Linked DNA regions of Homo sapiens: region 2 is linked to region 1. Evidence: read pairs that join two places in POLR2A ChIA-PET (ENCODE). Cell type or tissue: GM12878. All regions are shown on one strand.

Region 1 (4,000 bases):
TGATGAAAACAGTGTTTGGGGGGATTAGATCTGGCAGTGGTATGCTGGTGCCTCTTTAAGGGACCTTTCCAAAGCTATCTAGAAATATTTAAATTCCTCATTAGGTATTGGTAAAGAAAATAAGATATTAGATAAGTCAAACCTACCTCAAGTAGTCTCTTCATTGTACCAAGGCATCATTTCCAAAATTTTGGTTTGATTTTGTTAAATCATTTTGGCTACAGGGTGCCCCCACTCCCCACCTAGATTTACTCAGATATTCATTGCTATTGCATCCAAATACTTAGAGTGGTAGATTCTGATATCACAGATGTCCTTTTGTTGCTGAAAGTTTGAGAGGCAGTGAGCTGAGAAAAATCCTGCTGAACTAAACAAAAACCCAAAACTGGTAGTCTGCATGCAATCTAGGTTGGCATGTTCATGCATGAACAGGTATTAGACAGAACCCTGGCCTCTTGGACAACTCCAATGACCAAATAGTAGTTGGTTACTTACTTCTGTTTATAAAGGCTCATGCAGGAATGACAAATTGACTTACTTCAGCCAAATATATGGCCAAGACTGCCCCCCTCATCTCTTGGTGCCTGTGATGATTAATTTTATGTGTCATCTTGGCTATGGTGCTCAGTTGCTTAGTCAAATGCTAGTCTATATGTTGCTGTGAAAGTATTTTGTAGATGTAATTATCATTTGCTATCAGTTAACTTGAAGTAAAGCTGATTATCTCCCATGATGTAGGTTGGCTTCATTCAATCAGTTGAGGGCCTTAAGAGCAAAAAACTGAGGTTTCCCAGAAAAGATGGAATTCTGCCTCAAGACTGTAAGGTAGAAATCCTGCCTGGGTTTCCAGACTGCTGGCCTGCCCTACACATTTCAAACTTGCCAGCCCCCACAATCATGTGCTGCTTCCCCTGAGTCTAAGCTTTTCATCCAACCAGGCTTAATGATTTTAGTAACCCACTTCTTCTGACCCCTAGATCATATCCTTCCTCCTCCACAGATTCCAGCTCCAAACCTGTCAACCTCATGAAGAGACTTGTGTTTTTCCCATATTACTCTTGACTCAGAGCCCACAACAATGTACTTCTTAATCATTGTTTGTTGCAAAAACATCCATTGTCAATTGCATCGCAGTTGAATATCTTCTCTTTGCTGTTCGATTTTAACTCTGTTTCTAACTATGTGAGACCAGAGGTCCAGTGCAGTATCATCTAGGAGTGCTTAGGAATATAGACCGAGCAAAAGATGGCATGATTGTTCTGGGGCTAAGAACGAGGCTTCGCTGAAATGCTACCAAACAGGAAGATTCTATAAGCTGGAACTATTCAGTTGCCTTCCATGAATTAATAGAACAGTGGTTACTTTAAAATTCAAGCTGAGAGAGAAAAGAAAGTAAGAAAGAAAAGTAAAAATCATGCTTACTCACAGCACTGTTCACTTCCCTCTTTGTTGTGGTGACAGGTCTTTTTGTTGTGTCTGAAAAGGAAAAATTCCAGAAATGGAATAAGATTAATGAGAAAACTGTTTGGCTTATAGATTAAAATATGGCAGGACAAAAAGTAAATCTAAATAAATCCACATAGCGAAGCCCAAATGTTCACTGTGGCCTGGGACTTCGGATGGTAATGCATAAAGCAAAATCTGGCCCCTAGGCAAAGAGTGTGAACAAAGAAGTCTCACACTTTCCATTCCTCTGTCTACTCCTGGCCCTCAGGCACTTAAAGGCTGAGGGACTAATTTGGGTATTCAATCCAGGAAATGTCTGGCTGCAGAATTAGCTCTCCCTTTTCTGCTTTAGTCTTGACTGCTACTTCTGCCTGCCTTCCCTGGTCCAGGTCAGAATGTCTGATCAATTAATTTTGCACTAAGGTATAAGTGACTGATACTGGCTCAAAGTAACTCAAGTTACTGGTTCAGAAGCACAAGTTCACATAATGGGATGCTGCTCACCAGTAAGTTTCCTTGATTTCACATCTTTCTTTTAATTTTTTTTTTATATCAATAGGTTTAGGGGTACAGGTGGTTTTTGGTTACATGGATGAATTGTATACTGGTGAAGTCTGAATTTTAGTGCACCCGTCACCCAAATAGTGTACATTGAACTCAATATGCAGCTTTTTTATTCCTCACTGCCACTCCCTACTCTCTCCTTCTGAGTCTCCCATGCCCATTATACCACTCTGTATGCCTTTGCATATCCATAGCTTAGCTCCCACTTACAAGTGAGAATATATGGTATTTGGTTTTCCATTCCTGAGTTACTTCACTTGGAATAATGACCTCCAGTTCCATCCAAGTTGTTGCAAAACACATTATCTCATTCTTTTTCATGGCTGAGTAGTATTCCATGGTGTATATATACCACATTTTCTTTATCCACTTATTCGTCAATGGGATCTTAGGTTGGTTTCATATCTTTGCAATCATGAATAGGTTTTCACTTTTTTCTTAACCTCTGATTTCACATATTCCCTCCCACTCTGATTCTCTTTTAGGATTTAATGCCCAACTCCTGCCATTGCCTGGGTTCCTGAAATCAGTCCATTCCTAATTCTGCTTTTGCCCTATATACCAGGTTTTTAGTAATTCCCTCATGACTATCCTGAGCTTGGCCTGGAATTTGGAGGTCTCTATTCAGCACTGTAGTCTCTTTCATGAGGGTTTGCATTTGAAAGGAGCCCAATGGTTAACCCATAGGAATTGCTCTTGAATGTTGGCTTCAGTGGGTACCTCATTTATGCCTGAGGTTAGTGCTGCCATTCTCTGTGGGCCACAGGTAACCATAAACCAGCATATTTGGTCTTTAAACCTCTGTAAAATTCTGGCTCAATCTTCTAGGGCTGTGCCACTTAGAGTCTGGTTCATGGGCTGGTGCTGGTAGGTGAACTGTTACCAGCCTATGATGATAACTGTTCCTTCACAAGAGAGTTTAAGAAACACTGTTCTGAAGATCTGAAGACATGTTCTAAAGATCTAGATTCTGTAGCTGGTGACTTCTGCTGGATTCTAACTTGACTTTGCCATTGGCTCAGCAAGTCAATGTATAAGTCACTCAATTATTTTGGATTGAAACTTACTTTCTCCTTCCATTGTTCAAAGATAATAATATTGACTGAACCAATTTGTATTAAGCACTTTTGCAACAAATAGGCCACAAGTTTTGGAGTCAAACAGACCTGTATTCAAATCCCAGCTGTATGACTTTGGGAAGTCATATAACTTTTCTGAGCCTCACTTTCTTAACTCCAGCATAAAGACACTTCTCCTTGCCACAAGCAATTTTTGTGAAATTAAATGAGAAGTTTGTAAAGGGTCTAGCACAGTGGTTTTCAGTAGAACTTTCTGCAATGATGGAAATGTTGTATATCTGTACTGTCCAATACAGGAGCAATTATCTGTACATGGCTATTGAGCACTTACAGTGTGTGAATACTTAAGATGTGACTGATGAATTTTTATTTAACTTAAAAAGAGCCACAGATGGCTATTATATTGGACAGAGCAGATCTAGCATACTCACCTGCATATAGTAGGTTCAATGTTTAAAATTTCATTGAACATTTATTATATGCCAGGTAATTTTTTAGACACTGGGCATATATTGGTGAATCAGAGAAACACAGTTACTGTATTCTTGAAACGTAAAGACAAGCAGATGAAGCAGAATTTAACATTATTTTGCAACAGAAGTTGCCAGCTTCTTCTCTAGAGCCCAGCAGGTCACCCTCGAGCCCCAAACTGTTGAATGGTTCCTCTTAGGGGAAAATGGTAAGCAGGACCTTTTATGGACCAATAATGGCTGCCCTCCCAATACACTTTAGTACACAGAGCTAGTCACTGAGGTATAGGTGGGTAAATCTGTTCAGGAGCTAAGAAGCCATCTGGAAGGAAAGGGACCAAGCCTGCTGCTTCTTTACTTAACTTTGCAATGGACTAAGAAATTCAGGATACCAATGGCCCTAAGAGGAACTGAAGAGAAGGAAGTTAGGACTGGCGTCCC
Region 2 (4,000 bases), 53 kb before region 1:
AATCTTACAAGTATGACATCTTAGTCAGAATGGGCCTTAAACACATCCAGTCCAATCTCCTGACCCAACAAGAATATAAGTGGATTTCATAGAGTAAATTTATATATATTTCAAACATAGAAATCATTTATAAAAGCCATTAAGAGTTGGTATAAAAGGAATATACCTGTGAAACTGAACAACCAATACACTTGAATGTAAGAACTTGAAAAGAGATATGGAAAAATGGCTACCAAATGCCCCCCAAAATACATTATTTCCTTTATTGTCTTTTATTTAAAAAAATTAGGACAGCTATATTTGCAGTCATCATCTCCTGAAAATATAATTATTAATTTTTTCTGTTCTGAGCACTTTCTAATTTTTCTTTTATCATCAAAAAATAATAAGTACTATTTTTAAAATTGTTAATTTGTTATCAAGGAGATCAGTTTTCCCAAAGTGTGGTCCAGTCATCTGGATCAGAATTGTCTAGAGATATATTTAAAATACAGATTCCTTGGCCAAGTCCCAGGCTTTCTGAATCCGGAGTCCTTGATGTTGATGGTATGGCCCAAGAATTAGCATTTTTAACAAATATCCACTATGAGTCTCATGCATATTAATAAGGTTGACATTTCTTTAGGAGGAAAAAAAAGTGTCCGGTGTGTACTTTGAATATGGTCTGGAATCTCTGTACTCAACCTTCTGTTAGTTTGTAAACAAGTCAAAAAGTGCACTGGATTCCTGGGAGATATGGCCATGATCCCTTCTCCAGCAGATCTGAATTTTCTTGATTTCCTAATGAGAGAGCTGTCTAAGGATGTAAAAATTGTGCTGTGAAAACCAGATAAGACCAAGTAGTGGAAGTGACCTTGGGTCATTCAATAGCAATTATGGGCAAGTTAAACCTGACCACCTGGCCCCTGCTGATCACCTTCATATTGCCCTGCTAGCCCTAAGTTACCTTTAACCGTTTTTTTACCTGCAGGTGGAAATGTTAATATCTGTCATACCAGGTTGTTATTTTTTTAAGTGCTAGAAACCAGGCACTGGCATTAATCTGTGCCTTTAGTGGTATATTGTGGATTAGTCACAAAGAACTTTGTGTCTAATGATTGGTACTGTTACATAAATTATAACAGTAACTAGCATTTATTCTGCACTTATGTACTAGATACTGCTCTAAGCATTTTACATTATTTAATTTTTATCCTCTCAACAATCACATGAGATACATATTATCCCCATTTTACAGATGAGGAAATTGGGGCTTAGAGAAGCTCAAGGCTCACAGAGCTGGAAAGTGATGGAGTCAAAACTTGAACCCAGAATCCCCAAGTTTATCAACTTCACTATACCATCTCTTTCCACAAACTTATTTTCTCACCAACTAAATGTATATAATAATTTATGTCAGGCTGTCTTATTAACTACATTTTTTTTAACTCCTAAGGTATTTGTTTTTACTCAATCCTTCATGTATAAAATTACTTTGCTAAAGAAATGAAGGAAATCAGTATTTTCACATTTACTTGGAGAATAATATCTTGTGTATCTTAGGCAAAAATGAAAACAATAATTTATCTAAAGGGTCATGTGAATTCTTGAAAATAAACAGTGCTGTAGATCTTTCTGTGGCATACATCCATGGATGTAAAAGTAAGAGAGGGAAGAAGGAATCACATCACCCAGGTATGATGTTGAAGGCTATAAATGAATCAAAGAGTTAACATTTAACAATAGGATCATATTTTAACACCATTTTCTTTCTTTCTTTTTCTTTTTTCTTTCTTTTTTGAAGGGGGTGAGGAGGGGAGGGACTGGGGCTGAAGAGTAAGGGCGGGGGAAGAAGTCTCCATATTTTAACAACATTAATCCATCCACATCATTTAATATATAATACACCAAAGGCAGAATCTCCCTGTACCCTGGTCACTTTCTCAGGATGCCCATTGTAATGCGCTACAGGCTCTTACTGTCCTCCACAGTTTCCTAGGAGTTGATTGTTTTCTTAGCTTATGCTGCCACTACGTGCTGCTTTCCATTAGAGGGGAATCTTCTTCTGTAGGACTTGGGAATCCCTTCTGTAGGAAGGGAGCAAAGTGTCCCAACATCTCCCCTAACTGGACACCTCTCTAACTCCAAGCAAACATATTGTTCTCAGAGGTTTTCTGAGGATTCCTGTGTGGTAAAGACAAAAATGTTTGCATGAATAGCAAGACTCCCTCCATATTTTTATCTTGACCAGTAAATGAAAACATGGGTTTAAATCAGCTGTATGTGTGGATTAGAAAACAAAGTTGACCATTGCCTATATATACTTCATCATTGAGTCCATGTTCTTCTATGATCAAGCAGATAAACAGTTTACCTGTTAGTATTTGTTAAAAAGCAGTGAGGGGTGGCTGGGCGTGGTGGCTAATGCCTGTAATCCCAGCATTCTGGGAGGCTGACGTGGGTGGATCACTTGAGGTCATGAGTTAAGACCAGCCTGGCCAACATGGTGAAACCCCGTCTCTACTAAAAGTACAAAAATTAACTGGGTGTGGTGGTGCACGCCTGTAATCCCAGCTATTTGGGAGGCTGAGCCAGGAGAATTGCTTGAACCCAGGAGGCAGAGGTTACAGTAAGCCGAGATCGCACCACAGCCTAGGTCACAGAGCGAGACTCCCCATCTAAAGAAAAAAAAAAAAAAGCATTGAGGGGTTATCCAGCTCTGTAACTCAAATCTCTGGTGAAAGTGCTGTTTGACTGGAATGTGGTGAGCATATTGGGCGTCTTCAAGACTCAATGAATGGGGATTGAGTGCTTAGATACTCTAAAGATTATCTCAAAATATTCTGTTATTGCTCATACAGTTCCTTCTTGTGGTTGGAGTATTCAGAAGAAGAAATGTCTACTTACAACTTTATTTTCCTCTCTGAATCTACAGATTTTATAAAAAATAATGGGCATTTCTAAGTTTGCTCTTCATGAATGTGTTAACAATACCCCAAGCGACTGCTTCAAAAACCAATTTGTTTCAGATTATTATAACAGCCATGTAAATTTAAGTATGATGTCTCAGGCAAAACTTGGTTAATGCGGACATGAAGTTGAATATATAAAATTAATGACAGATATTAAAATGTGTAAATGCAATTGATTTTTTTTTTCCAGTCTCACTGTCGCCCAGGCTGGAGTGCAGTGGCACAATCTGCAACCTCCGCCTCCTGGGTTCAAGTGATTCTTGTGCCTCAGCCTCTGCAGTAGCTGGGATTACAGGTGCCTGCCACCATGCCTGGCTAATTTTTGTACTTTTAGTAGAGATGGGTTTCACCATATTGACCAGGCTGGTCTCAAGCTCCTGGCCTCAAGTGATCTGCCTGCCTCGGCCACTCAAAAGTGCTGGGATTACAGGGGTGAGCCACCATGCCCGACCTAAATGCAATAGTTAACAATTTACAATACCATTAACCTTAACAAGGCAAGATTTTGCCCATGCCCATGTTATTCCCTGAAAATTTGGGCACCACTGGATGTCCAGTTAATCAGTAAAGATGATAGAGTCACAAGTTGAGAAATGATCCTATAAGTGTAGTAAAAGTGGTATAAAAGAGCCTCATTGACCGGGCGCAGTGGCTCATGCCTGTAATCTCAGCATTTTGGGAGGTCGAGGTGGGTGGATCACGAGGTCAAGAGTTTGAGACCAGCCTGGCCAATATGGTGAAACCCCGTCTCTACTAAAAATACAAAAAATAGCCAGGCATGGTGGTGCGCGCCTGTAGTCCCAGCTACCTGGGAGGCTGAGGCAGGAGAATTGCTTGAACCTGGGAGACGGAGGTTGCAGTGAGCCGAGATCACCCCACTGCACTCCAGCCTAAGTGACAGAGGGAGACTTTGTCTTAAAAAAAAAAAAAGCCTCATTCAGTTTATGTTTGCATGAAATATGATACATAGTATTACCACATTCAGGCCATATGAGTAAATTATACATCCTCCAAAATTATATATATACATTTGTCTTTCATTTACTTAT

What was found. Peaks named below come from ENCODE experiments on the same cell type or tissue, not always from the same donor. Only the 100,000 strongest peaks of a DNase experiment are listed, where the experiment ranks them.
Region 2: POLR2A ChIA-PET joins it to region 1 with 5 read pairs; 8 of 35 experiments call an interaction of 5 or more read pairs at or near these places.

The regions. Positions count from the first base shown.
Region 1 is chr9:5,560,638-5,564,637 of GRCh38, reverse strand. It overlaps PDCD1LG2 (programmed cell death 1 ligand 2), which reads right to left. Exons shown (of 7, transcript NM_025239.4): 6 at 1,427-1,476. All of the region lies in intron 1 of INCR1 (interferon stimulated noncoding RNA 1), which reads left to right. Among named protein-coding and RNA genes, the nearest start is that of PDCD1LG2, 52 kb to the right of the region's middle. RefSeq lists a silencer at 1,375-1,474. In GM12878, no CTCF peak of the experiment used is centred here; no DNase peak of the experiment used is centred here; H3K27ac peaks cover 1,398 bases.
Region 2 is chr9:5,613,159-5,617,158 of GRCh38, reverse strand. The region is part of intron 1 of INCR1 (interferon stimulated noncoding RNA 1); the gene reads left to right. Among named protein-coding and RNA genes, the nearest start is that of RIC1, 14 kb to the left of the region's middle. In GM12878, no CTCF peak of the experiment used is centred here; no DNase peak of the experiment used is centred here; H3K27ac peaks cover 79 bases.